2 separate regions of the Homo sapiens genome follow, and region 1 is linked to region 2. Evidence: chromatin loops called from intact Hi-C (ENCODE). Cell type or tissue: chondrocyte. All regions are shown on one strand. Each heading gives the region's core, and the rest is flanking DNA. Links, peaks and the distances in the headings are about the cores only. Region 1 overlaps LOC107985176 (a long non-coding RNA gene). Region 2 holds the start of ARHGAP28 (Rho GTPase activating protein 28).

The links. A loop is a pair of places that touch in the nucleus more often than their neighbours do. Peaks named below come from ENCODE experiments on the same cell type or tissue, not always from the same donor. Only the 100,000 strongest peaks of a DNase experiment are listed, where the experiment ranks them.
Region 1: a loop joins it to region 2, with 4 times the contacts of the local background. A loop is called at or near these places in 6 of 110 quality-filtered maps.

Annotation. Positions count from the first base shown.
Region 1 is chr18:6,618,245-6,635,844 of GRCh38, reverse strand. The region is part of intron 2 of LOC107985176 (a long non-coding RNA gene); the gene reads left to right. Among named protein-coding and RNA genes, the nearest start is that of ARHGAP28, 100 kb to the left of the region's middle. In chondrocyte, for the core only: no CTCF peak of the experiment used is centred there; no DNase peak of the experiment used is centred there.
Region 2 is chr18:6,725,238-6,737,391 of GRCh38, reverse strand. ARHGAP28 (Rho GTPase activating protein 28) reads right to left here and starts at 7,676. Exons shown (of 18, transcript NM_001366230.1): 1 at 7,449-7,676. The coding sequence starts at 7,570. It overlaps ARHGAP28-AS1 (ARHGAP28 antisense RNA 1), which reads left to right and starts at 7,530. Exons shown (of 2, transcript NR_134645.1): 1 at 7,530-7,672; 2 at 8,224-8,465. RefSeq lists silencers at 7,374-7,473, 7,684-7,773 and an enhancer at 6,943-7,906. In chondrocyte, for the core only: CTCF peaks have their summits at 4,240 and 7,432; DNase peaks (open chromatin) are centred at 7,651 and 8,071.

The DNA of each region.
Region 1 (17,600 bases), core at 5,762-13,761, 100 kb after region 2:
AGAGTGAGCCCCAGGTCTCTCTGAAAATTACCAAAAAGATATTTTGAAAAGTATACAACCGTACATGTGCCGTTAGTAGCCCAGAAACATTAAGGAATACCTAGAAGATAGAAGTGGATGGATAAATTTAATGCAAAAAGAAGAGGAAACTGTAGCTAAAGTTTCTGTAGTTAAAGAAATAACACTACCAAGAAGAAGCAAATCTTTGAGGAAAACTGAGAACAAGTAATAGAAAGACCAAGGTGAAAAATCCTCATTACTAATTTCAGAGAAAATAGAATTTGTTCCATAAACAGAATAGAACCTTAAAAATGGTCACAGTGTCTCAGAGAGACTCTGATCTAGAGGATATCACAGTAAAACATGTGAGAACAGGTTATTTGCTTATTTGTTAATTCACCAATTTGACAAATGTGTATTAGTGTCTATCACGTGCCAGGCACCATTCTAGATGTCAGGGATAAGGGAGTAACCAAAACAGAAAAAAATTTCTGCCTTCTTTAAAATTAAACAAGGGCATGATATCCACCAATTAATCAATAAGATGTGGTATATCATCAGTACATAAAATATTATGGAGAAAAATAAAGCAGAGAATGGAGTAAGAGAGTGAACAGTAGGGTTGGAATCTTAAATAGAAGGGCCACAAAAGACGTCGCTGAGATCTGAATGAATTGGGGAAGCAAGTCACACACATATCTGGAGGAAGAGTATTCCAAGTCTAAAGGAGAAGTGCAAACGCCCTGGGGTGAGTGTGGTTGAAATAGAGTGAGGGAGAAGGTGATGTGTCGAAGACATGATAAAAGAAATAGTGGGGGTCCCTATCAAATAAGACTTAGTAGGCCACGGCAAAGACTTCAAATTTTATTCTGAATGAGATGGGAAGCCACTGGAGTATTTTAGGCAGAGGAATGCAGTGACGTTACTTACATTAAAAAAAAAAATCACTCTGAACTTCTTCTAGGTGGAGAACAGACGCTGGGGACAGGGAGGGCAAGGGATACGAGGAGTTAGGTTATTTTCATAGTCAGTTGAAGGCCGGGCGTGGTGGCTCGTGCCTGTAATCTCAGCACTTTGGGAGGCTGAGGCGGGTGGATCACAAGGTCAGGAGTTCAAGATCATCCTGGCCAACAGGGCGAAAGCCCATCACTACTAAAAATAAAAAATTAGCCGGGCGTGGTGGCACGCACCTGTAATCCCAGGTACTCAGGAGGCTGAGGCAGGAGAATCGCTTGAACTCAGGAGGTGGAGGCTGCAGTGAGCCAAGATTGCGCCCCTGCACTCCAGCCTGAGTGACAGAGCGAGACTCTGTATCAGAAAATAAACAGATAAAAATTAAAACAGCCCAGTTGAGGGGTGATGTGACTTAGATCTGGACATTATAGATAAATAAACTTGGTGAGAAGTAATTGAATTCTGGCTAGGTGGAAGTTTGAATAAAGTGTGCTTGGAACTAAAAATATATGATTTCCTGAAACATACATATATAGGTTCGTTTATACATACATCAGTGGATGGGCTGAATTTAAAAACTAGACAATTCATCACACTACTCAGAATGGAAAAAAAAACCGGAGATAAAATTATTAATCTAGAAGGCAAAGTTAAGGAAACATCCCGTTATAGTACCCAAAGACAAAAAGATTAAAATTTAAAAAAACTTTAAAAGCCATAAAGGATAGATGCAGGGGATTAAAAATATATCCAATAGGAATTTTCAGCAAGGAAGAACAGGGAAAAGAGGAGAAGAAATAAGGAAGTAACAGAAAGAAAACTCTTGGAGATTAAAAAACAGAACAGGAATCTTCCAACTGGAATTTCAAACACTAAGCCAGGCTAAGGAAAACAACAAAAAGCTTCTTGGACAGAGAACTCTAGAGAGAAAGCAAGGTCTCTTATAAAGGAATGAGAACAGACTAGCATCAAACTTCTAACTGGAAACCCTAGGTATTATACATTAAAAAAAATTCAAAGTTCTGAGGGAAAAAAATATTTTGATTCTAGAATATCTTCATTCAGTCAAAATAATCAAATGTGAAGGCAAAACAAAACACTTTCAGACATGAAAATTATCATCTTGGGCACATGGATGAAAATATCGCTCTACAGTGCTTGTTAGGAACAATGAAAGGTCTGAGAGTTTACCCTGCTTGCAGCTCAGTTAGTCTACCAATTTCAGAGATGCTGGCAGAAGAAATGAGACTCCCAGTCAGAGACAAACAACTTCATTATTCACCGCACAGCAGGCAGCATGAGCTTCCTGTTTGCATTGGTACCTTTGTGCCTCCATAGGGGAGACGCAGGGCTGCCCGGGCTGGTGCTGTGTTTACAGTGGGTCTGCATTCACAGCCAAGGATCCCTGAGTTTAGGAAACCCCCAATCTTAAGAAGTCTGCCAGTAAACCCAGCCAACTTTTCCTATGGAGGAAGAAGCTATCTTTATTATCCTGGTCAGGAATCAAACTTGCTCTCTGCCTCAGAGGAAGACACTAATCTTGCTGTACAAATGTCCTTGAAAAGAGAGTCTTGGATAACACATGGAGAATTGCCTCCCACCCCTGCAACAATATTCTAGCGAGATAAAGGAAGAATCCAAGAAAGAGGACAATACAGGATACACTTATGTAAAAATTAGTTACAGTTGAATATGACCAGGAGAAATGTATAACATTAGAAAGAAAATAAAATGGAATTGCTGTGAGATGGTTGGAAGACACTCCCTTGACCAGCAGAGTTTAAGTTGCATAGCATTACGTTTACATTTCATTCTATCTGGCTTATGGATGGAACCACATTCTAATTCTATGATGAATAAAGTTTGCATGACTTTTTAATGTGATAAATAATATTTATTTGGTTTGCTTATTCATTTTTTTTTAAAGATTCAACCTTCAGACCAAATCTGGAAGTTCTAATTACAAAACACAATTGCAGCATTACAAACTTAAACTTCCACAGCCAGATGTGACAAAATAAAAAGGATAAAACTTAACTTCCCACCACAAAAAACTAGACAAAAAGGTATGAAAAAATTGTTTCAGACACTGACCAGCAGGCAGCCCAGGACTATGATCTCTAAAAAAGGGGAAAAAAAAAGGAAGCCCTATGATAGTCCCATATTTCTGCAAGCAATTTCCCAAATAAGGCGTAGGTAGGGGAATTCCAAACAGGGCCCAGTGGCCTCAGTGGGTTGAGGAGACAGAGATCAGGGTTAGGAGAGGTTGAGGTAGTCAGAGTTTGAAGGGCAGAGACACAGAAAAGAACAGAGTGATACCGAAGTGAAATTACAGAAATCTGTGCAGTTATGCTGCAGAGTCTTTGCTGACTACTGGGCCATGCCTGCATAGAGGACCTCTCTACAAAGTAGTGCAAAAAATGACTAGGTGAGCTGAACATTTCCAAGATCTCACAGCAGAGAGAAGTTCTAGATCAGAAAGACCAGAATGGAGAGTACTCAGTGATCCCTTAGGACACTTAGTAAAGACCTCAGATGGGTCACTTGTTGGCAGTAACAGAAAGGCTGCACTATTCCTGGAGTAAAACATACTGCATGCTTCTGCTACCAAAAGCTTAAAAAACAGTCCCTGAAGGATCAACTGCCATGTGTGGAAGTTAACTGCATGCCAAAACACAGTTCAGCTCTCTTAAAAGGAAAACAATACAATTTAGAGACTTAATAAAAATGTGCAACCTCTAGACTTACTAGATACACCAAGAAGCAGGAAAATGCAACACATTACCAGAAGAAAAATCAGAAAATAGAAACAGACCCAGAGATTATTGCATTGATAGAGTTACCATACAAGGACATTAAAATAGATTTTATAACTATGTACAAGTATTTAAAAGAAATACGTTCACATTGAACAGAGAAATGAGAGACATAAAGTAGAAGAGAATGGACCTTCTGGAGATGAACACTACAATATCTGAAACAACAAGATAGCTGGATAACATTAATAGCAGATTAGACACTGAAGAAGAAAAGAACGATGAACTTGAAGGAATAGTGATAGAATCTATCCAGAATGTGGCCCATAGAGTGGGGAAAATTCTGAAAAAAAAATGAGAAGAGCCTCAATGACCTGTGAGACAATATTCAATAGTCTAACCATGTATACCTGGTGTTCCAAAAATAGAAAAGAAGAGGAAGCAGAAAAAAATTTGAGGAAACAACGACCAGAAAATTTCCAGATTTGTTGAAAACTTTAAACTCATAGATCCAATCTGTCTTGAATAGATTAAATACAGTGTCCTTTCTCTCTCTCTGTTTCTCTCTCTGCCTATAACACACATACACCCCGAGTCATTTCATAATCAAATGACTGAAAATCAGTGGTAAAGAAAAAAAAATCTTAAAAGCAGAGATAGTTATATCAGCATTAAAAGGAGACATGGAATAATTTCTTAGAACCTTGAAATAGAAAAGGCCTTTCTAAACATGACATGAAATTCAGAAACCATTAAAAAAAGTTGAAAAATTTGAAAATACTCAGTTCTGTGAAAATGATACCATGTTTGCAAATGGTTTCATTTTTCTCCTGGGTGTGAAGAAGACTATATTTCCCACCTCTCTGACAATTTAGGCCAGTGGAATATGGACTGCATTGACATACACCATTTCTAGGACTGGCCCATAAAAGTCTCCCATGCACGATCACAGTCCTCTCCTCTTTCTCCTTTTACAATAAACTTGGAGGTTTCCTGTTGATAATGGCAGTGTCACAGATGGAAAGAGCCTGGCTTTTAAATGACTACAAGTTTCAGAGTCCCTATCAGTGCCCCCCTCCCCTCCTAGCAAACAGTATTGACTATAATGAGAGTAAGCAATAAATTTTATTGTACTAAGCTAAATGAACTATTCAGATCGTATGTTAACAGCAGCTAGCATTTTTTTTTTGCTTTTTCCCGAGACAGAGTCTTGCTCTGTTGCCCAGGCTGGAGTGCAGTGGTGCGATCTCAGCTCACTGCAACCTCTGCCTCCCAGGTTCAATCAATTCTCTTGCCTCAGCCTCCCAAGTAGCTGGGATTACAGGTGGAAGCCACCATGCCTGGCTTTTTTTTTTTTTTTTTTTTTTGTATTTTTAGTAGAGATGGGGTTTCACTGTGTTGGCCAGGCTGGTCTTGAACTCCTGACCTTGTGATCTGCCCGCCTTGGCCTCCCAAAGTGCTGGGATTACAGGCGTGAGCCACCGCACCTGGCCAATAGCAGCTAGCATTTCTTACCCTGACAAACATGCATAATATTTTTAAACTTCTACATGGCAAAAGGAAGATACAAATTGTAAAAATGTGCAATATATATCTCAAAGAGCTGAAAAATCAGTAAGAAAAAAACCAACAACACAATAGAAAAAGAGGCAAAAGTTATGAGCAAAAAGTTTGCAGGAAAAAATGCAAATAGCATTTAGACACACCAGAAGATTCTCAACCTCACTCATCATGAAATAAATTCAAATTAAAATTGTATCGTGGCTTGTATTTTTTAAAGACTCATTTTAAAGCTCATTTTTAACTGAAACAAATACATTTAAAATAATAATTTATAAATTTCAAAAATAAATAAAAATGTCCCTCCAAAATATAAATATGTACTTAGACATATGTTATTACTCTAATATAAAGTCATATCAGGTGAAGTTAACATTGTAAAGTGTTATTTAAGACATTAAATAACATTAAAATTAGAAGCATGTAATTAATCTTGAAAGCATTTTAATGCAAATATATTATTGAATCTTTTAATGTACGATCTTAAGAAAGAAAGTGAATCACAGCACCACTGTTGAGTCATTGAGTGGTATATTGAGCAAATGTGTTCAGCTGCTGAAAAAGCTCTTTCTAACCTCATACCAATCTTGGGATGGTGAGCAAACAGCATTCCAGATATCTTCTATGAACACCATCATCTTCAAACACCTCTATCTTGTTAATATACAGGAGACATTTTTCAACAACTTTTTTTTTTGGTAGCAGAGACTGCTATATTTTCATGAGTAGGAAACTGCAGTCCATCTCTGATTCATCTTTGATTTATTTAATTCCATCAACTAGGGGTGGAATTTCCAATATATTATCAGCCGCAGCATTTTCAACATTGCCTCATTGGTGATTCAATTCTTTGGAAGTCTCTGAACTAGAGTGAGGCTTACGCTTGCAATAGAAGCTTTGTAACGTCGTATCAGACAATTTTCTGGGGCTCATGAGGCCTCAGTCCTATCTCAACTTGCACAGCATATACTCTTTTTTTGAGGGGGGATATAAATTCATATAATTATGTGATTCTGAATTTAGAATGATTCACAAAAATAATGGTTTTTTTGTCATCCCATACCATATTTTACTACTTTAAAAGCACAATATGCTGGAAAATGGGATTAGAAAAACCTAGCATTATAACTTCTTTCATTTTCATATTCTGTAAATTGGCAGTAATAACTCATAGCTTTTGTGGGAGGATTACAGAGAGGATGAAAATAAAATATCTGGTGCACAGAAGGTACTCAATTCATCTTAGTTTGGTTTGTTTTTCTGTTTTTTAAATAAAGATACCAGTACTTCTATAGGACAAATTTGAGGTGGTACAAAAGAAAGGTGGAATTTTAGTCATGCTGGATGTGTACTTCGATCAGCAGTGTTCCCTGCTGAAAACAACACTGTTTTAACAGGGTCTTGTCAGCTCTGTTGAGACTTTCTTCAGTGATGTGTAATATCAATAGAATTGCCCCAGCTGGGCTCAGTGGCTCATCCCTGTAGTCCCAGCTACTTGGGAAGCTAAGGTGGGAGGATCACTTGAGCCCAGGAGTTCGAGTCCAGCCTGAACAACATAGTGAGACCCCATTTCTAAAAAAATAAAAAATAAAGTAAAAGTGTCCCAATAGCAAAGAAAAGGGAGGCAGTTTAAGTCAGAATTCAGTGGTGTTAAAGCTAGGAGTCAAGTTCTCATCATGGTTTTGTATAATTAGAGTGATTTTGGTTGCAGGGATCATCTTACTAAAATGGTATTAATCATGACACTTGCCAAATCTCATTCTCTCTCTGTCTCTGTCTCTCTTTGCCTCTCTGTCTCTCTCTCCCTCTGTCTTCCTCTCTCTCTCTCTCTCTCTCTCACACACACACACACACACACACACATGCTCTAGTGTAAAGACAATTGGTAAATTCATGGAAAGATTTTAAGAAAAGTTAACGTATGAGCATAGTTCTTAATATCATATTTATCAGGAATTATTTCCAAAGATTAAAGAAAAGACAATTTACCATCAACTCGGCCTGATTCAGGACAGACTTTTCAAGCATTTGGAATCAAATTTGAATTTAAGACCAAGGTAGTTTCAAAAACTTGGCTGTCTTGAGTTATCATAGCTACAAGCATGTTCTCACACTGAGACCCTCAACCCCCATCTTACAGTCTATCACAGCTCAAGTAAACAGCACTCCCCACGGCTCACCATATAACTCCCACAGTGTGCTGGTTAGGAAAGAACACCCAAGGCCTGGCAGAATGACAGCAAACACTTCTCCTGTTTTCCCCAACACTCCAGGGATGAATAGCTGCTCTCAAGGTCAGATCTCATTAATAATTACATATTTTAAAAAATTTAAGCAGTTTTTTTCTGCATGACCTTTAATAAAATGGCACATAAGTGATAAAAGCAGGGCATCCTAATAACTCAGAGAGCCACAGGAAACAGCCCAGAACCTGCAAAGGACCCAGCTCATCATGGTCAGTTGACATAATGTTCTGAGTAGAGGAATGTCTTGTTTCAAACAGTCAAACAGTGGCAGATGGAGTTCAGAATAGATGCTATGAAAAATACCCCTAGTCGCAGAGGAGTCCTAAGGAAATTTCAGATCACTTGCCCTGCCACATCTCCATCTATTTTTGTCCGGCTGCACTTGTGGTAACTATGCCACTGGAAACCCCCCGTGTCCTCAGCTATATCTGCCATGCTCCTCTGCTGGCAGCTGGAAGCTTCTGGAAGGAATGTGCCGAGGTCCATTGGAATATCTGCTGACATTATGTTTCTTGTTACTGGAGTCCCAACTCTCAAATCAATGAGTCAGGGTGAAAAATCTTAGGGCAACATACTTCTAAATTGTCATATGAGTATTTGACCTCAAATGCTTCACAAGGGAATCTGTAGGAATTGGAGGGGTTACTAGCTGATATATTCCCACAGAAATGAGTACTTGAATGTTTTGACAAGAGGGGATCTGTAAATGCCTTCTACTTTATTGCAAATTTGTTTTCCCTTTTTTTCTTTTGTTTTTATTTCTTTTTTGTTTGTTTTTTGGCTGGTTGAAGACTGCTTGTCTCTTTTCTGGGGACTCAGGGTACGATCATAATGGGTATGATTTTTATTTTTTAAATATAAAATTATAATATCGAATTTGCTTTACATTGAATATCTTTTTTCTTTTCTACCATTGGATACATCAATGTATAATTTTATATAATTTTCATATACATTTCAGACAATGTAGCTCAAGAGATATGTGGGAGATGATACTGATGTTTTTACATTTGTCCAAAGAAAGATTGAATGAGAAACTTTGATGTGGTCCATATCCTCATTTTATTGGCGGCTCAAAGCGCATGTTACTTGAGAGGTAGAGGCGCCCATGGTAAAGAACAATGACCCAGGGAGAAGCTATCTGGAGTTTGACACCGTGACGATGGTACCTGCCTCCGAGTTGTTTGAGAGTGGCAACTGAGAAAGCATTTGGGAAAACACACGGTTTTTTGCTGGGGTCTAATAGCCGTGAAAACTCAATATACGTGCTTCCATTTACTATTCAACACCACACAAGGAAATATAGGTGAGTGAGAATTGAAACCCGTATCTACACAGAAGACCTGGGAGATGACCTGAATGTTTGCAGAGTCTGAAACATAAACTAGAAATGTTCTCTTGAAGACAACTCAAGTTCTTGTGTTTTGTCACCCTTGGCTTTTTACTCTGTAAACAGAAAAATACTCAGTTATTTGAACTTTCTTGTTACTGAGACTCTAGATAATTAAAGTTTCATATATCCGTCTGGAAAGATAGACATCAGGTACCTTGTTACATGGTGCTTTTCTTGATGGCTATGTGTTTAGTAACATCAAAAGCATGTTTACTAAGCAGGGAAAGGAGAGGCTGGATTGATGTTGGAGTCAGACATCGCTCTCCAATCTCCTCAGAAGGGTGCGGTGGTTTAAGTGTGGCTCAGAGAGTCACTGGAATTTGGAAACTCCCGAATTAAAGTAATAAGCATGTTGGGATTCAAATTTAGGCCGAAGAGAGAGGTTTGTCTGAGAAAACTCAACACCCTATGATATCTACAATTCTGCTCTTTGATATCATTTCATTTTGCAGTTTCATAAGGAGTCTGTGAAAATTCAGTCTCAAGTCAAATAAAAAGATTTTAAAAACAAGACTATATCTTGAAACTGTTTGCAAGTGTTACCAGAACTGGTGGTTCTGAATACTGGAGTTGAATTTCTCGCAGAGTTTCTATTGTTAATTTCCACTGTTAGTTTTACAATTTTGTTCTAGAGGCCTGTTCTGGCCCAAACCTGACCAACAGGTTCCCAATTATGTGTAAATTGAAAACGTGAAGGAGAAACAGCCGGCCATGATTTAGTACACATTTTCATGCTAAAACCAAACCAAACCAAACCAAAACAATGCTAGAGATTGCAGAAACAGAGTGTCTGTCTAGGAACACTGGGATACTTGTGTTTAAATGCAGGCAAGCAGACATGTCACACATGATTCCCATCCACCATCTCCATCCAGAGAGCCCGTGGTGAAGATCATCCCATAAATCAGAGATGGAGGATTTCGAGGCTGATGAGTTTCTCAGAGCCCTTTTGCTGATTTAGATATGGGTTCTGTCTCTCTCCAGTTAAACACTTTCTATTCTCCATTTCAGGATTTGGGGAGATTAGGATTTGGGTGTCTTACCAGGTTCAATACTGTGTACATGCTACTGCTGCTGCTGGTCACTCTACATTTAAGCCTTCTCATAATTCCTTTGATTAGAATTCAGACAGCTTTTTGTGGCCATAAAAAAGAACTGAAGTCATATCCTCTGCAGAAACATGGATGGAGTTGGAGAACATCAGCCTAAGTGCACTAACTCAGTCAGAAACAGAAAACCAAATACCACGTGTTCTCACTGGAAAGTGGGAGCTAAATAACCGGTACACATGGACATAAAGATGGAAATAACAGACACTGGGACTCCAAAGGGAGGAAGTTGGGTGGGAGGGCGAAGGCTGATAAATTACCTCTTGGATACAATATTCATTATTTGAGTAACAGATATTATAACAAGCCTAATCCCCACCAATGCAATACACTCATGTGACAGACATGCACATATGCCCCCTGAATCTAAAAAAAATAATTTTTTTAATATCTAAAAAATATTCATATAGCTTTTGATTTAAAATAAACAAATATTTTCTGATCAAATTACTTTTCTTCATTTTTATTTGTTTGCTGTCTCCTGCTTTGTTGAGCCCAAAAGAAATGAGTTTGCACTGTTTATTTTTTATTACAGCCTCTGCCCCATTTATGCAAACTGGCCCTCCTCGGCCTGTTCTTTTTTTCTAATTTTTCTCTAAGAAAAATGAAGCACATCGTGCCAAGAAAAATATTTCCTTTACTGAACATCTTCCAAGAATCTGAGTTTTTGCTTCTAGTTTCTAAATTATACTTCAGAATCTCAGGAAGCCTCCACATTCTATCTCAACCTTCCATTTGGAAACCTTAGTGCCTTTATCTTTGCTGGAGCAGCAGTTTCCAAATGTCAAGTACAGTTTATTTCATTTTAAGTAAAGGATTTCAACTTAATATCTTTTTTCAAATCTTTATATCTCTTGGCCAAAACTATAGCTCTCCCTTTAATGATTCTTAGATGTGAGTAAGCCTTTTCCCAGGCTTATCATGTAATTACTGACCCCAAAGAACTCTTCCCTGCTCTGCCTTCCCCCACCTCTTTATTCGTCAGAGCTGAAATATCATAGTGGCTAGAATTCCATTCGGTTGATAACATTTGCTCCTAGTGGGTGTTTACCACATGATGATCAAATATTATTGCCAATAGAACTCGATGACTTTGAAAAGGTTTGCAAATCTAGCTGCAGTATTTGAAATTCAAAAAGAGACACATTCATGGATCCTTTTAGAAGGACATAACCTTCTCCTTCTCCAGCACGTTTTCTGTGTGTTTGGCTAGCATGGCAAGAGCTCCCACAGAAAAGGGAGAGATGAAGGAGAGAAGATGGAAAACCCTAAAAAAAAAAAAAAAAAAGACAGAGGCCTAATGGGCAAATATCCAAGAAATGAGGCAACTGTTGGAAAAAGGCAGTCGAACTTTGAGGATTAATCATTCCTTGTCCTCATTTACATATTGCTCATTCTTTGCTTTGAGCCCCTAGCAGGCTAATGTAGACGAAATGAGATACCTTCCTCAGCACTTCTGTCCTGGTGACATTCCTATGATCTTCTCGTGGAGCAGGGACACTGCTCCTCCCCTGTGTTGTCACTGTGGGCACAGCCACTTCAGGACCTACGCCTTTATACCTGATGCTATTGCAGATGGCACATCTAAAGAATGTTGCTTTAAATTTACCCCCTTCAAAATAAGTCTCCACTGGCCGGGCACGGTGGCTCACACCCGTAATCCCAGCACTTTGGGAGGCCGAGGCGGATGGATCACCTGAGGTCAGGAGTTCGAGAGCAGCCTGACTAACGTGGAGAAACCCCATCTCTACTAAAAATACAAAAAAATTAGCTGGGCTTGGTGGCACATGCTTGTAGTCCCAGCTACTCGGGAGGCTGAGGCAGGAGAATCGTTTTGAACCTGGGAGGTGGAGGTTGTGGTGAGCTGAGATCATGCCATTGCACTCCAGCCTGGGCAACAATAGCGAAACTGTCTCAAATAATAATAATAATAATAATAATAATAATAATAATAATAATGTCTCCACTTTCCAATGGATTGTTAGAACATAGATGGAAGGATAGGATCCTCTGTGCTTAACATTCCTGAGGCTGAGCTGTCTGCCTATTGTCCTGTTTTGGTTTCTGTAGTGTGTGCTTCTCAAATTTGGTTACATGACCTCTGGGATATGAAGCAGTCCACAGGATAAATGGCATCAATTTTCCTCAAAAATGTGGGAGGGTGGGGGAGAAATTAAAGCAATATAACTTGTAACTTAAAATGTTTCTGTAATAAAAAGCACAATGGTTATATATTCAGGTGGAATGCAGAATTCCCACTTTCTGTAATAGAACACAGGCTGCAAGGATGATAATAATGTTCAGGAGGTTTGCTTAGAGATGCTTTTCTGATGACTTCGGCAAAAATATTTCAGTGACACTGACTTAAATCAGCATGGCTAAATGCACGTCTTTAGTTATACTTATTTATTAATGGGTGGCAGGTTAAATAACTCTTTTAAAAAAAAGTTGTGATCACAAAGGAGGGAAAAGAGTTTGATGCTGGAGGAGCTGATGTTTCTAGAGGCTGATGGGTGATAGAGATCCACTGAGAACTGTGGGGAGAGAAGAGTTGTTCAAAGAATAGAACCTTGAGAGTAATTTTCATTAAAAGAAAAAATCTACGCCCTCAAATCCCAGGAGCTGTTCCAGTGAAATGAGATCTTACTCCTTTTCATGTACAGTTTCTGGTGGTCTCTGCTCTGCTGTATTTTTATCATTATTTTACTTAATTGGATGTGTTAAAACATTTTCTAATACTTTTTGGCTAAATGTACAATTGCAAATGGTTTACTGAGTTCCTTTGTGATCTCAGGGCCAATTTATTTTCTCTTCATGGAACACAGTGTTGAAATTAAATGTCAATTGAAAGTACGATCCAATTTACAAAGATTTATACTAGATTTCCGCAGAAATTTTATTTGCATTAAGCAAGGTGGCCAAGAGGTGCCTGGGCTTTCCTCTGTGGCTGCTCCCGCCCTCCCACACGGAGGTGCAGGGCTGCACAGGGGACAAAGGATGACAGGACACTCTGCCCCTCTGTGTCTCAAAGTTCTCTTAGGTGGTGTGATTTGAGAGGTACCAGGATTTAGGGGGCAGCCTGTGACCCTAGTTCCTCTCCTGCTGATGCTTCATTCATTCCTTGAAGCTTCAATCAATCCTCTTAAAAAGAAAAGGAAACAAAAAAATTTATTAACATAAATATGTGGAATATATGTGGACTTTGGTGTTATTGACAAATATGGTTTGTATTTCTGATACACCACTTGTAGCAAAGACTTTGTACAAATTGCCTAATCACTTTGGATGAAAATAAAGACTCAGGCTGAGACAGGACTGAATGGTGGTTCTCACCATGCTCCTGGTAAAGGCTGTGTCGTTCTCTAGATATGAAAATAGAGAAGTTTATCAGGCTCTCTTTTTTTCCTGCCATTATAGAGTCACATACTGTTCAGTGGAAGAGGAGGATGAGTAGGAGGAAAGGAACTGGCTCAAAGGCTACGGAAGGATTCAGAAAAGACTTGCAGAGACTAATATCTCAAGGGTGAAGCTTGAGCTGAAGTTTCCATTAAAAGCTTCCATTGAGCAATGACCATGCCAATACTTCATATAGTAGTTTATTGATTCCTCACAGGAACACGATGCAGTAGATATTGTCATGATCATCCCAGCTTTCCAGATGGAGAAATGGAGGCTTCACGAGTTGAATTGGCATGTCTAAAGTCAGCCTGCTCATAAATGGTGAAGCTGTGAATTCAAATCAGACAAGCAGGTGTCCGAGCTTCTGGCTGCCCTGCTGCCACGCTGAATAACGACTGGCCACCCCAAAGTGCCTTCAGTCCCTCTGCAACTGGTTGGCCCAGCAATGGCAGGTGGCCATTTTTGTCTATGTCCAGTGACACCCATGAACTGACCTACTGATGTCCAAAGACAGGAAGACAGAGGAGGAGATGGAAGGATGGGGAGGGCAGAAGGCATGACATGGATGAGGCAAGAATAGCTGGAGTGAGAGACCACAGAGATCTTGGGACCAGCTGGGGCCCTGTTCAGTGTAAGGATCAAGTAGAGTCATAGAGTCACGGGACCCAGCCACGGGAAGGAGCAGGCTGAGGTTCACATTGGCACCTTGGCCCTGATTTGGTCAGAGTTCCTGCAGGCCTGAAATAGAGGGGGAAAGGAAGCCTCCATCTGTCAGAAGCGCTTCCACAGTGGAACTGTAAGCAGCCTCAGGTTTCCTCCTGGCTTCTCTAGTGTTTTCTTAGCACAGACTGCCAATTTTAGCTGTTAAGGAAAATGTATTTTTTTTAATGGAAGGACTTAGATTCTTATTCTTTCTAAAGGTTTTTGTTCATCTTTTGTGATATTCTTGAACATGCTTAGCCTTTTATTTTATACAAAACTCACCCTCTCGCATACATGGAACGTTAAAGTTGTTATAACAGATTATAGATGGGTGTTTTGTTTGTTCTAATGTGAAGTAAGAAATGCATTGGGATGGTGCATTATTTTATTATGATGTAGCTACGTCACATAACAATAAATGTTGGAAAATAAGGGAAATATTAATAACTTCAAGTTACTAATATAAAGACTGTTATAATTTTGGTCTTTTCCTTCCAGTCTATTTTTTTCATATACATGTCATCATAGTATTTGCATAATTTTACACTTCTCCTTTTTTCACTTATTATGTTGAAAGTATGGTTCCATTTGGATACATAGTCCTCATGTTATCATTTAAAAATACGTAATATAGCATTAAGTAGCTACAGCTTTTTCTTAACTATTCTATTATTGGAAATTAAGTGGTGAGGCAAATTTTGATTAATAATATTTGTGGCATTAAAAAAAGACATTGTGACTTTAAGGTAGAAAGCAAAAAATTCTTTGTTAGCTACACTAGACAGCTGATACAGAAATGCTTGTGAAAATAAAACCATGGAATCCTTCTATGGTAACTACTGTTTTTCTTTCATAAGTTACTAGAAATTACAAACAGCTTGTATTTATTGATCACCTACTATGTGTTTGGCAGTAGTTTAAGTGCTTTACAATATTAGCTAATTCATTTTATCCCCACCCTATTTAAGGAAGGCCCTATTTACAGCCTTATATCGATACACATAGATAACACCTCTGAGACACAGAAGGCTGAGTTATTTGCCCAAGTCTATTCAGCTAATAGATGACAGAGTAGGGAACCAAACTTATGCTGCCTGGCTCCACAGTTTATGTTCTTACCACTGTGTTTTTCTTTTATTCTATATTATTTTTCAATTAACAAGTAAAAATTATATATATATATTTATGGAGTACAACATGACATTTTGGTAGATGTACACATTGTGGAAGGGTTAACTCAAGCCATTGGATATAAGCATTACCTCAGAAACTTACCATTTTTTTTTTTTTGCAGTAAGAAAACTTAATGTCTTCTCTTCAGAAATTTTCAAGGTAACATTACATAATGTGTTCTTATTTTTTGCAGTCAAATGAGGTGCAATAGATCTCTTGAACTTATTCCTCCTGCCTACCTGAAATTTTGTGTCGTTAGATCAACATCTCCCAACCTCCCCACCCCAAACCTCTGGTAACCACCATTTTGTCCTCTCTTCCTATGAGATTGACTTTTTTATACTCCATATATAAGTTGGGTTATGTGGTATTTGTCTTTTTGTGCCTGGCTTATTTTACTTAATATGATATCCTCCAGGTTTATCCATGTTGTCACAAATGACAAAATTTCTTTCTTTTTGATGGTTGAATAGTATTCCATTGTGTATGTACAGCACATTTTCTTTATCCATTTGTCCACTGATGGGCACTTAAGTTAATTCCATATCCGGGCTATTGTAAATAGTGCTGCGATGAATGTGGGAGTGCAGGCATCTCTTTGATATACTGATTTCCTTTCCTTTGGATAAATACCCAAGCAGGTGGATTGCTGGATAGTATGGTAATTCTATTTTTACTTTTTTGAGGAACTTCCATGCAGTTTTCCATAATGCTCTACTAATTTACGTTTTCACCAACAGTGTACAAGTTTCCTTTTCCTCCACATTCTCTCCAACATTTGTCACCTTCCATCTATTTGATAACAGCCATTCTGACAGATGTGAGGTAACATCTCATTGCGGTTTTTGTTGTTGTCATTGTTGTTGTTTCTTTCTTTTTTTTTTTGAGATGGAGTCTCGCTCTGTTGCCAGGCTGGAGTACAGTGGCACGATCTCGGCTCACTGCAACCTCTGCTTCCCAGGTTCAAGCGATTCCCCTGCCTCAGCCTTTTGAGTAGCTGAGACTACAGGCGTGCACCACCACACCCGGCTACTTTTTTGTATTTTAGTAGAGACGGAGTTTCACTATGTTGACCAGGCTGGTCTCAATCTCCTGACCTCGTGATCCACTGGCCTTGGCCTCCCAAAGTGCCCCAAAGTGCTGGGATTACAGGTGTTAGCCACTGTGCCCAGCCCTCATTGTGGTTTATAATTTGCATTTTTCTGTTCATTAGTGATGTTGAGCAGCTTTTTCATATACCTGTTGGCCATTTGCATGTCTTTTTTTGAGAAATGTCTATTTAGGCTCTTTGTCTATTTTAATATCATGTTATTTGTCTTCTTACTATTGAGTTGTCTGAGTTCCTTATATGTTTTGGATATTAGTCCCTTATCAGATGCATGGTTTGCAAATGTATTTTCCCATTCTATGGGTTATCTCTTCACTCTGTTGATGGTTTCCTTTGCTGTATGGAAGCTTTCTAGTTTGATTTGGTCCTATTTGTCTATTTTTGCCTTTGTTGCCTGTGCTTCTGGTATCATATCCAAAAAATCTTTGCCTAGACCAATGTCATGGAGCTTTCCCCTTATGTTTTCTTCTAGTAGTTTTACAGTTTCATGTCTTACATTTAACTCTTTAATTCACTTTGAATTGATTTTTGTATATGGTGTGAGATTAGAATCTAATTTCACTCTTCTGCATGTGAATATCCAGTTTTCTCAGGAATATTTGTTGAAGAGACTGTCTTTTGCCCAATTTTGTGTTCTTATTGCCATCTTCATCAAAAACCAATTGGCCATGAGTATGTGGATTTATTTCTGGGCTCTCTATTCTGTCCCATTAGTTTATGTGTCTGTTCTTATGCCATCACCATGCTGTTTTGGCTAACATAGCTTTGTAGCATATTTTCAATACATGTAATATGATGCTTCCAGGTTTGTTCTTTTTGTTAAGGATTGCTTTGGCTATTTGGGGTCTTTTGTGGTTCCATACAAATTTTAGGATTGTTCTTCTGTTTCTGTGAAAAATGTTGATTTTGTATCCTGCAACTTTACTGAGTTTGTTATTAGTTCCAACAGCATGTTTTTAAATTGGCAGAAAACCTGTGCACATTTTTAGAAAGAGCTTGACTTGGCGGGTTACACAGATCTGGATCCAGTTTTGACTCTGCTTCTTATCAGTTGTGAGTGCTTCGGCAAGTTACTAACGCTCTATGAACTTGAGTTTCTTTAGCCATAAAATAAAATTAAATTAATAAATGTGCTATAAGGTATCAATGAAATAATATAAGTAAAGTCCTTGGCACAGTAGTAGATGCCCAACCAATGTT
Region 2 (12,154 bases), core at 4,155-12,154:
GGAAATAAAACAATATACCAATATAGACTATTTATTAGTAAAGCAAGCAAACTTACACATCTCAATAGGTACCTTTACTTTAGTAAACACATGCAGTTATGCTGTCTTAATGATAACAGTCATTAAGAAAAGGTTAATTTCTAACACTATTTAAGGGTATGCCTGACTTTATTTTCATCCAAAGAGGCTTAAAAACAAAGCAAAGTGTATTGCTTAAACAGATAGAATTTATTTCCAAAATTTTCTTCTGAAAAACATTCCATTTACCTCTTCTGCTTTGCTATATAACATTTTACTTTTATTCTTGGCTAGAACTGACATCTAGAGACCATATGGTTGAGAAATAAGAACATGGCAATTACCTCAGAAACAAAATTGTTTAGTTTGAGGATGGAATGAGAAAAAATTCTGATTACATGCAAATTAGAATGTTTACTTTAGTTAAAATACATTTGCAGATGTTCAGATAACATCTCCGGAACACTGGTAAGAGGAAAATGTTTTCCATCAGGTACAAAGATAATTCTCAAAGAATAAAAGATAGTTTCAGTAATACTCTCTAGGCAAAGTGGGATTTAAGAACAACTACACTCTCTTAACACAGCATTTAATTTAGCAACTTTCTGTTTTTTGTTTTTTTTTTTGAAATGGAGTTTCACTCTTGTTGCCCAGGCTGGAGTGCAATGGCATGATCTTGGCTCACCACAACCTCCGCCTCCTGGGTTCAAGTGATTCTCCTGCCTCAGCCTCCCAAGTAGCTGGGATTACAGGCGCCCACCATCACGCTCGACTAATTTTGTATTTTTTTTTTTTAAGTAGAAATGGGGTTTCACCATGTTAGTCAGGCTGGTCTCGAACTCCCGACCTCAGGTGATCCGCTCACCTCGGCCTCCCAAAGTGCTGGGATTACAGGTGTGAGCCACTGCACCCAGCCGATTTTTTTCCTTTGAGCCTATTAATAAACATTTGCTTCCAAAAAATCACAGAAATTTAAAAATTAGAAAATCTATCTTTAGAGCTTTCATAAAGTCAGACCAGGTAAAATTAAAACATTTTTTATACTTTGTGTCAAAACTGAAAAAAAAAAAGAGTAGATTAAATGACTGTTGATGACTATTTATATTTGGCTGACCTTTTAAAAGCTAATGAGATAAAAACAAAATCAGCAAGACTACTAGACGTCTATTTCATAGTATGTAAAATGAGTCAAATGTAGAAGAAATGAGAGAAATAGAAAGTCACCTTTAGAAGACCACATTAGTGAATTGTAGTGACAAGATCCACAGATAAATGCTAAAAGTTTAAGGAGAAAAAGGATATTTCCACAGTCTCAAAGTATCTCTCCAAAGGTAGCTATTAATTAAAAAGAGGAAAATCGTAACTTTATAGTACAGAAATCTGGCAGACACCACCTTATCCCGAAGATCAAACCTAACACCAACGTTAGTAAGATGTCAACGTCGCATACCCGCTGTATGATGCCCTCAGAGGGACCCAATATTACTTCCACAGATTTCTCATCGAAAATGCATAAGCTTGGTCAGGCTGAAGGCTCACATCTGTAATCCCAGCAATTTGGGATGCCAAGGTGGGCAGATCACTTGAGCCCAGAAGTTTGAGACCAGCCTGGGCAACACGGCAAAACTCCATCTCCACAAAAAATACAAAAATTAGTCAGGCATGGTGGCATGTGCCTGTAGCCTCAGCGACTCAGGAGGCTGAGATGGGAGGATTGCTTAGGTCCAGGAGGTCGAGGCTACAGTGAGCCATAATCAGACCACTACACTCCAGCCTGGATGACAGTGCAAGACCTTGGCTCAAAAAAAAAAAAAAAAACAGCATAACCTTAATTTAATCATGAGAAAACATCAGACCAACCCAATTTGAAGGACTTCCTATAAATCACCAACCAGTTCTCAAAAAGTGTCATGAAAGACAAGGACAGTCTGTCAGATTGCAGGAGACTCGGGAGATACAACAAAATTCAGTGTGGAGTCCCACATTCAATTCTACAACAGGAAAATTCCGATTTTATTGGAAAACTGGTGAAATCAAAACATAGGTCGTAGTTTAGTTTACAGTATTGTACCAGTTTTACTTTGTTTAGTTTTCACAAATGGTATTCTGGTTTTGCAAGATGTTAACATTTGGGGAATCTGGGTAAAGGTTACGCAGAAGCAGAAACTTTCTGGACTACTTTTGCAAGTTTCTTAAGCCCAAAATTACATCAAAATAGAAAGTTAAAAGTTATGACTTTTTAGTCACCATCTTCATCTACATAAGGCGATTCTACAATACTCTAAATTCCCTAAACTTTTGTGCATACATTAGAGATTAATGATCAGGGAGAAGTGAGCAGCTTAAAAATGGATAGAGCAACTGGCCAAATATTTAGCCATATGATACCATCAAAGGAAATGTACCAGATGTTTTCCAACAGCTCTGCATATGGAGGAATCTACGCTCAGCAGGGATCCCACTGTAAAAAGAAACCAGAGACACCAACTCTGATTTCAACCATAACATAAAGAATGACCTATAAATACCTATTGTCTACTAAGAATCTTATTTCCATTACTATTTTTGAATCCTCTCAAGAAAGTATACCTAGTATCCCCCAGAATATGGTGTCCCTGTGCATGTGTACATAAGCTCATACGGGCCTACATAAATGCTTAGTAAGAGTTAGCACCTGGAAGTAAATGTTTTCTTAATTAATTAATTTCAGTCCAGGAAAGTACCAATAAATCTATCACTAAAAGTTGCTAAATTTAGTTTTTCCTCAATATAAAATATTTACTTTCTAATCATCCATTCCATTTTAATCAAATTATCTTATTATTAAGAATAGTTAAGAAACAATAGCCCCCTCACAGAAGTTTAAACATTGCTGTAGAATTAGAATTCCTAGGATAACCTTGGTTAGCTTCTATATTTGTTTTCGAGGAAGAGTTGGCTGTTTCCCTCCTCTATTTTTGTCCTCTCTCGGGAAGTTTATGGTATAACTAGATAAATATCAGAAATAATCATGGCCATTTTCTACTATACCTTCACAAAAAAAACATTGTACTTCATTATTTGTATATACTCAGGAAACCCTTGAAAAACAAAATCTAGCTTTATCCTCAGCTACGTTTCATTTTATCAGTGAAATTATTTTGTATGTTTGTCAATAGTCTCACTCTGGATTCTGAATAGAAGCTTAGCCTCTCTAAAAATCATGATTCTAATTTCAACCATTTAACAGAACTGATAATTTATAGTTAGTTTATTCTCTTTCTTCCTTTACAATAGGATGTGGATATACAATTTTGTGAAATAAAGAATTAGTTCTCTTCCTCCCAACAAATACTTATGACTTGTGAGTCTCTTTGCTGCATGAATAAATTTCGCAGTGGTTGGAATCCCCCATGATCTAGAAATGCACTGTAGACACCAACTAGGACTCCCTGCCACTGTTAAGCACATAAAGGTGCTAAACACAGAAGGTAATTGGTGTTCCTCATTAGGAATAAGTCTAAACTGTCCAGAAACACAAGCTGAGAATGTTTTTTTGTTGTTGTTGTAATATCAAATCAGTTGACCAAAATGGAAAATAAGTGAGAATGAAATATGTTTGCTAAAACTTCCTCTGAGAGAATTATGCTCTTGCTTTAAACTACTTAAAAGTTTGTATGCCTATTAGGGACAGAAAGATGTTGTATCTTGATGGTTTTCTTGCCTTTTAGCTCCAAAGAAACAAATTAAAATTCATGTTACAAGTATGCCATGCTACTGAAAAGTAATAGCCAAAATAGACTTTGTGGAGTCCTTGAAATTAATTCCTAAGAAAACTTTGAAAGATAAAAGTAGTATGAGAAAATAGAATTAATTATGAGAATTAACAAGCAAGTCTATCCATCCTCACACTCTATTAGAATCAAGAAATATGGTGATAGAAATTATATATAAAAAAAGAAATAACTCTTAAAGAAACGGGGGGTGTGGGAAGGAATCCCAAAAGCTCAAAAGGAAATATGTATAACAGTATTTTAAATGCCACAGCAGACTGCCCCATGCAAATTTAAAGAGCAAAAACAGAACAGGACAAGATGGACAAAGGATAATCTATATATTAAAAATAAACATATTAATTTATACATTCTGAATACTGATTTTAAAAAAAGAACTTAAATCTGAGGATTCCTTACTGTCAATATATCGCAACCTAGAATCTTTTAGGTACCCACAACTCCCTCTAAAGGCCAGTGCATTTATGTGACTTCAGGTGGTTTCACTTATTATGCTCCATACATAGTTTTAACTATTTTATAAAATGAGGTAAGAATGAGTGATCCCTTTGATTCTTCGGTTGCAAGATTGGAGCTATAAAACTCAGATATTTGAGTTTTAAATGGCCCCCTTTTTTTTTCTTGACAAACAAGGCTTTCTTGACCTTATTTTGTTTGTCCGCTTCTGATAGTGATGCAAGTACCAAAAGTTTGACTCTCCTCTTTACAGCAACAACACCTGATTAAAAGTGATAACCGTAGGGATACAGCTAATATATCTGGTGCTTCCTCTGCGTTAGTCAATATCCTAAGCAGCGGAAGTAAATTGCCCAAGGCCACATTGTAGTAATTGGTGTAGAGTCAAGGTCTGCCAATCTGACCTCAAGCCTGAGGAACTGACAAGTACATTTCACTGGCTACTCACTTTACGAAAACAAAATAAAATAAGTAAAATAAAATAAAATGAGCAGCCCTAAAAGAAACTGCCTCAATGTTGAAGGGAAACAGGGAGAGTGTGGCAAACAAGCACAGCAGCCCCCATGATGGAGCAGCTCAGCTTCAGCTAGGGATGGCAGGCAGCAGGGCAGGCCTGAGCTGCTGGGTCCTTCAATTTTTTTTTTAAATGGTTAGCTAAAAATCCAGATTTACATCTGAAGCCTCTTGATGTAGAAATATTGTCACTTATTTCCTCTTTTTTTCTCAAAGTCTTGCTGGTTTGAAAGGTAAAGGGCCACATTCTTGGGGCAGGGACTATGTCCCGTTTATCTCTGTAACCCAAATGCCTAACACGTTGCTGGCCATGGAGGTGCAAACAGGTTGAGGTTGGCAGTTAAAAATCCCACCATTTTATCTTGGCTATTTTGTAATCTTGGCAGGAATTCATTAATTTACTCAACAAATATTTATTGGGCTACTACAATGTACCAGATACTGCTCTAGGGATATAATAGTGGAAAAAATGACCAAATAGAAAGATACTATATTCTATTTTACTGGGAAAAGGCTAGAAAAAAAAAAACCTTAAAAACATATAAACTCAGGTGTAGTGGGGGTCTGGAAAATAAAAAAGAATGGTTTGCTTTGAATTGAACCTATGCCACCAAGAGCTAAAAAATAACGCAGATACAAAAGTCCACGCTTTCTAGGGCCATTCTGGTCATTGCTCCACAAATAGGTTACAAATGTGTAAGCAATTTAAAGGAAAGGGTATTCTTGAAAGAGAGAGTGCTTTCTTCAGAGGTAGAACAATATGATCTTGCTTCTTGGCTTGAAAGGAAGTATTGATCATTAGTTAGTGAGTCAAAGGTTAATAACTTGGGCCTGATTATTTCTGTTATCAGACTTATGATTAATGGTGTCCTCTGGCTCTTTGTAAATACAGGAACCTCTTTTTGATTGCTTTTTTACTGGGAACCAAGGAATTAAGCTATTCTCTTGTGATTGGGTTGCAGGGGGCCAGGGGGTTCTGCAGCAGAGGAACAATGGTACCAAGGCTCCCATAGACAGAGTGCAGGGCAGTCACCAAAAATGCAAACTTGGAACAACGTGAATCTAATTGGCAACCTTAAGGTGAAATACTAGCTCTGACACGTAACGCTTGCTCTCATGTATTATCATTCCACAAGACCACATGCTGAGTTAATAGAACTTCTGCTTCTAGTTTGCTTTGGAAAAGGATGTAGTTTCAAATTGCCCAAATGGCACAATCTGGCTGGCGTTCTGAGACAGCTGCTGGGAATTATAGACAGGACAGCTACACTAGAACCGTTTAAGAAATGGACAAACTTGGCCCATGCTTTTCATCAAAACACACACACACACACACACACGCACACATATATATATTTATTTAGTTAGTCATAATCTGAGTACTTACAGCCAATAATTATGTTTAGAAAAGAAAATACCCTAAAGACAAATGCCAGTTTATATCTTCGAGCAGCCTTTAAAAGTATATGCACAACTCCTAAAGCTGGAAAAAAAATGTGATTTTCCCACTGTCTTTATATAAAAATGAGATTTCACTCAACCTGCTGTTTTTGAAAGAAACAACATTTTCTTTGTTAGCCAAGCCCAACATAGATCTCTTGCCAATGTACTTTGTTCTTCTCATGGATACTAGCCAAAAAGATATTCCTTGAAATAAAGTCACAATCTGTTAATTAGGAAATCAATTAAAATCACAATCAATTAAATTAGGAAACAGAAGTAATTATCGCACAACTAAAGTTAAAAGTATGAGATAAAAGAAATGATTAAAAATAAACATGATGAAAACACACCACTCAAACTGCCCCCTTGTAAAGAAAAGCACTCGTCAGTGGATCAGATAGTCACATTTACACAAATAAAACTTCCCCCAAATATGTATCAAATATCTAACCATCTCACTCATCATAATACTTTTGTCTACCCACTTAAACGTTTTTGTTTCAGTTAATGAAAGTCTCATTGGCCTTGATCTTGCATCAAATGGATGATCACTGATAGAGTAATTTAACATAGATCCTTGATTAAATCTGAAATGTACAGGATGAGATGCTTATAGACTTCTTTTGACCAAAAGGAAATATAATTGCATTGACAGCATAGAGTTGACATTAGCAGTAATCAAATAATGACACCAATGCCTTTATACAATTGAAAGGTTTTAACATGTAGAAATAAAATTGTCTTTAAAAGTCTATTGAGGTGTACTTTTTAGAGAATTTCTCAACCTAAATTTTAAACCAGGCATGCAGTTACTGAACAAGCTCTCAAAAGGAGTATTCTGAGGATTTAGGGTTATTCATTTACTGTTTTCTTTTCATGTGCTGCTTGTGTTTCATTTGGAATATTTTTTAATTTCCCGATGTTTTATAGGCAACTTTGGCCGAAATGAGGTATATATATATATATACACATGACTTATCCTCAAATCGTATCAAGAATGCAATCCTGCTGCTTGCTAATCTCTGCTAGCCAACGACTTCAGCCCAGGCTGGTGGAGCCTTCGAGCGTTTCCCACCTCCAGTCAAAGACAATGCAAAGAACCCCAGGCTCACTCATCTAGTCCACCAAAACTTGAAACAACATCCAGTGACGGCGGTCGTGCGCTCAGGCACAAGGCGCAGCTGCACGGCGAACCCCCCAAGCCCAGCGCGACTGCGCCGCCCTGGTGGGAGCGGCTCCGGGTACCTGCTGAGCGGGTGGCTGGCTGCGGCGCGGGGCGCGCAGCGCGACTCGGCGTTGGGGGGCTGGGCGCGCGCGTACGAGTGGTAGGCGGTCAGCACCACGCCGCCCGAGTCCTCCACCTCCATCGTCAGCCGCGCATGTCTCGGCGCCGGCCCCAGAACAAAGACCGGGACCAGCATGGACCGGCGCGCCGGGAGGCTGTCAGCAGCTGGGCGGCGCGGCCCGAGGTGCGACCAGCCGCTCTCTCCCGCGGCTGTCAGGGGCCCCCGGGCAGGCCCGCCCCGCCCCGGGCGCGCGAATTCGCAGACGCTGGGAACCACGCCCACGGGCTGGAGTGGGGGCGGGCATAGTGCGTGTGTGTGTGTGTGTGTGCGCGCGCGCGCGCGCGCTCCTGTGTGAGTGCCTGTTTGTGTGCCTGTGTGTGTGCGTGCGTCTGTGCCTGTCTGTGTGTGCGTGTGTACCTGTGTGTGCCTGTTTGTGTGCCTGTGTACGTGTGCACGCCTGTGTGTGTGTGCGCCTATGTGTGCGCCTGTGTTTGTGCCTGTGTGTGCGCGCCCGTGTGTCCATGTGTGTGCCTGTGTGCGCGCGCCTGTGTGTCTGTGTGTGTGCGCCTGTGTGTGCGTGCGCGCGCATGTGTCGGGAGTGCGCGGGGAGGTGTGATCCCCGCTTCTAGGAAACTGGAAACCGGCCGGGATCCTTTGGGGCTCCTGCTAGCGGCTCTAGTAAAGTTTGTTTTTCTTTGTTTCTTTTTTTTTCCTTTTCTCACTCCCCCTCCCAGCCCTCTTCCAACTGGAGGCTTATCCTGTGGCTGGGAACATTTCCTGCCTGGCTGCGAGGAGTGAGACTAAGAAACCATACCTCAGGCTGAGGAGAGAGGCCGGGTTTGATATGTGTGCTCTAGGGAAGAAAAGGAGAAAATGTGACACTCTCTCATTTAAAGCATCCACATCAAAAATTGAAGAACTGGATTACATTGCTGTTTACTTAGTCAAGTTACAATAAACTTGATTTCCTTTTGGGTCAGGTAATCCCCTTTTACAGCAAGGGAACGCTTCCCTCCCACACCCTCAGTGCGCCACTACCAGACTCTTACCTCACTCTCACATCCCTTTCCTCCTCCCAATCATGATCACATTAACAGATACCGTTTGCAGCTTGTCTGAAAATTAGACTTTATTATTATAAGCCAAATGGGTGTTATTTCCAGAAGTTACTGTTGGTGGGGGACGATGTAGGGACTGGTTCGAGGTAGATAAAAAGGGGCATCATTAGAAATCTTGAGTCTGAAGTATGTCCTTATCCACATAGGACTAATAGCACAAATGGAAAAACAACATTCTTATAGCTGATTAAAAAGTAACCAGAAGTATGCCTAGGAAGAGGCCCACGTGAATGTTTTACTCACACGGACAATGTGTTTTATCTGCTGTCTCTTCCGTGCATCTCTAGGAGCTAGACGAAGTGGAAAGACAAGTTAACCTATCCCTTACTGGAGGGCAACTTGATCATGCTACTTAACATCTCAGAATCTCTGTTGCTGCATCTGTGAAATGGGGAAAATAACGTTCATCTCGTGGGATTAAAGCAACAAGTACATATTAGGTTTTCAAGAAATGGGGGTACTCTTTGCTCTTTACATTCAACAAGAAGGGACACATTTATTTTCATTGCACTTTCAGAGGTTGGGAAAACAAGTTTTTCATCCAAAATGCTTTTTAAAAATGTTTTATTAATTAAAGGGGTGAGATAATAATGACTAAATTTGCTAACATACTTATGTGTTAGATGGTGTACATTAGCTGTTTAAACAATTCTATGAGGTAGGTAGTATTATTATCCCAATTTTATGGACAAAGAAACTTACTAAGCATGAGTGTATGGAAAAGACACATACAAAGAATGCTTTATTCTCCAAAATTTTCAGATAAAAAGAGGCATCTGTTTATTTACTGTGCTTTATGCCAATGCATAAAACTAAGACAATACCTTCTTAAAATGTGAAGTTAAAAAACCACTGTAGGTATTGATATATATATCCACAATTCTTCATCTAAAACCTTGGGAACAGATACATTTCAGAAATTATATCCACTTTTTATTTTTAAATGATAATTTGATACATGCACCATTTAATATAAAAACCCTCAGCCCAGTAAATTTGGGACAGTACTGTACATTTAAGTGTATTATTTCTGCAACAAAAAAAAAATGAATATTGACTTTGAGTAGGATAAAGTCTATAGATAGCCTCACATTTGTTCAGGTTAGGTTTATCACCCAATAAGTTTTGGCACCAAACCTCATAAAAGCTTGTAATTTTTATCTTACAGAATTTTAGAATTACCATAAGGAATTATAGTAGTGGAACTTTTTCTGCGCATGGAACATTCTTCTTTTATTTTTCTAAACTACAGACTCACAATATGAAATACCTGCAGGGTCTTTTCTTGTAACCATTTTGACCATAACACGGCCTCTAGATGCCCCGCGTTGCAGTAACGCCCCATCCTGCCAGCTACGGAGCCCTCCTCCTCTTGTGAATTCACATTGTAGACACCCTGGTTTCACTTTGGACTCCTCCCTCCAATCGATGATCAAATCTGTCATTTCTTCCTCAAAATGTCTGCCAACCATTCTTTGAATTCCTACTGCTAATGTCTTTGCCTTCTCGTCACCATCTCCTGACTAGGTGGCTGCAATCCTTCCTTCACAAAGATTACTTTCCATCAGCTTCCTCTTAAGCCCCACCCCCTTCAAAATGCTGTTTGGATGATTTTCCTAAAATGCAGAACATCCTCTTCTCAAAAGCCCTCGATTGTAACTCACTTGCTGCAAATTGAAGTCCAAACTCCTTCGTATGGCCTCTCCTTAATCTATTTTGATCACCGAGTACTTCATCACCCCAAAGGCCCTGTGGCCCACTTACACCAGCCTGTCCTGTGATCTTACTTTGTCTTTGCCCCTACCTATTATTTCTTGTCTGGAAATCCTGAAACACTCTATATATACCACTATAAAGCCTCTCAGGTGTTCCTAATTCAAAGCAACCTTCCTTCTGCCCTTCTGTGGAAATTGCTCTTACTTTCATTGTAATAAATAATTTCATTCGACCATGTAATTAAAGCACAGTCAGCCAAACACTGTGCTGTGTGCATTCTCCACGGCTGCGCCCACATCAGATGTTGCTAACAGATCTTAGCATTTTTTTCCACTGAGCCCAGATATGGCCATGAAAGCTACCTCAAAATAGAACCCCAAACCAGCAAGATAGCTTTGAGATGAAAACTACTTGCTAACTCAAGATTGTATTACTATTTTCCAAAAAATTAGTGTCTTTTACTAAATTGTAAGCTACTGGAAGGGCTAGGGTCATTTTTCTCTTTATAGCCCAGAGCCTGTAGAGTTTTGCAGAGCAGGCATTCAATAAGGAATATTTGTTGAAAGAATGAACATATGAATCAATGAGTGAATCAATGAACGAGATAATACTCTTTAGTGCAGTAGTTTCAACCTTGCAGAGTAGGCAAGTGTAAGGGTCAAAGAGAAACTTCTTTGCCCTCGGAAGTTTCACCGAAAAATTAACTCACAGAAATCAGATTAATTGGAGAAAAGGCATAAAAATGTATTTAATGTGTAAACACAGGATCCTTCAGAATGAAGACCCAAAAGTATATGGGAAATTGTCAATTCTTATGCTTAGTTTCAACACAGTATGGAGAGCCATGCAGAAATATGATTGGACAAAAAGAATATTATCTAATGCTAAGAGACTAAGTGGAGAAACCCAGCAAAGCCTGTCTGTCTTGATCCTTCTTGGCCTCTCTGAGCATGCATTTCTTCCTTCAGGGTATGCGACAGGACTCTCTCTAGAATGGGGGTCTTATAATCTGCAGTCAAACAAGTAGGTCAGATAACTTCTTTATGGCCAATTTTTACACAGAACAATGGAGGAAAAAGTGGGGTAATGTTTTCAGGTTTTATGGCCGTCTTTGGGGAAAAAAAGGTTCTGGTTTCTATGACCCACCTTGAAAAAGAGAGATTCTAGTTTCTATGGCTAGAAGATGAGACTGGGAGACTAGGAGCAAAAAGGTCAGGAAAAAAAAAAACAAAAACACAAAAAACAAAACTTTTGCCTTTGAGACTACCCCAAGACCCTCATTTTGTTTTCTGAGCCCCAATACCAAATTGTTTTCTGAGCCCCCATACCAAAGCATTATTATAAATGACTCATAAGTCTCTATGGCACTGAAACTGCAAACCAAAAAAAAGTTGACGTGTGGCTGGGCGCAGTGGCTCACGCCTGTAATCCCAGCACTTTGGGAGGCCAAGGTGGGCAGATCACGAGGTCAAGAGATCGAGACCATCCTGGCCAACATGGTGAAACCCCATCTGTACTAAAAATACAAAAATTAGCTGGGCCTGGTGATGCGCACCTGTAGTCCCAGCTACTTGGGAGGCTGGGGCAGGAGAATCGCTTGAACCCGGGAGGCAGAGGCTGCAGTGAGCTGAGATGGTGTCACTGCACTCCAGCCTGGCAACAGGGCAAGATTCTGTCAAAAAAAAAAAAAAGCTGACATGTATGTAATAATATTTTTCAAATATATCTATATGCTGTTGACTTAATAAAATACAACTCTTTTAAGCATTCTCGAGTTTTTGGCTTTTAGAAAGATGGTAGAATGCATATATTGGACGTTATAGAATATGCT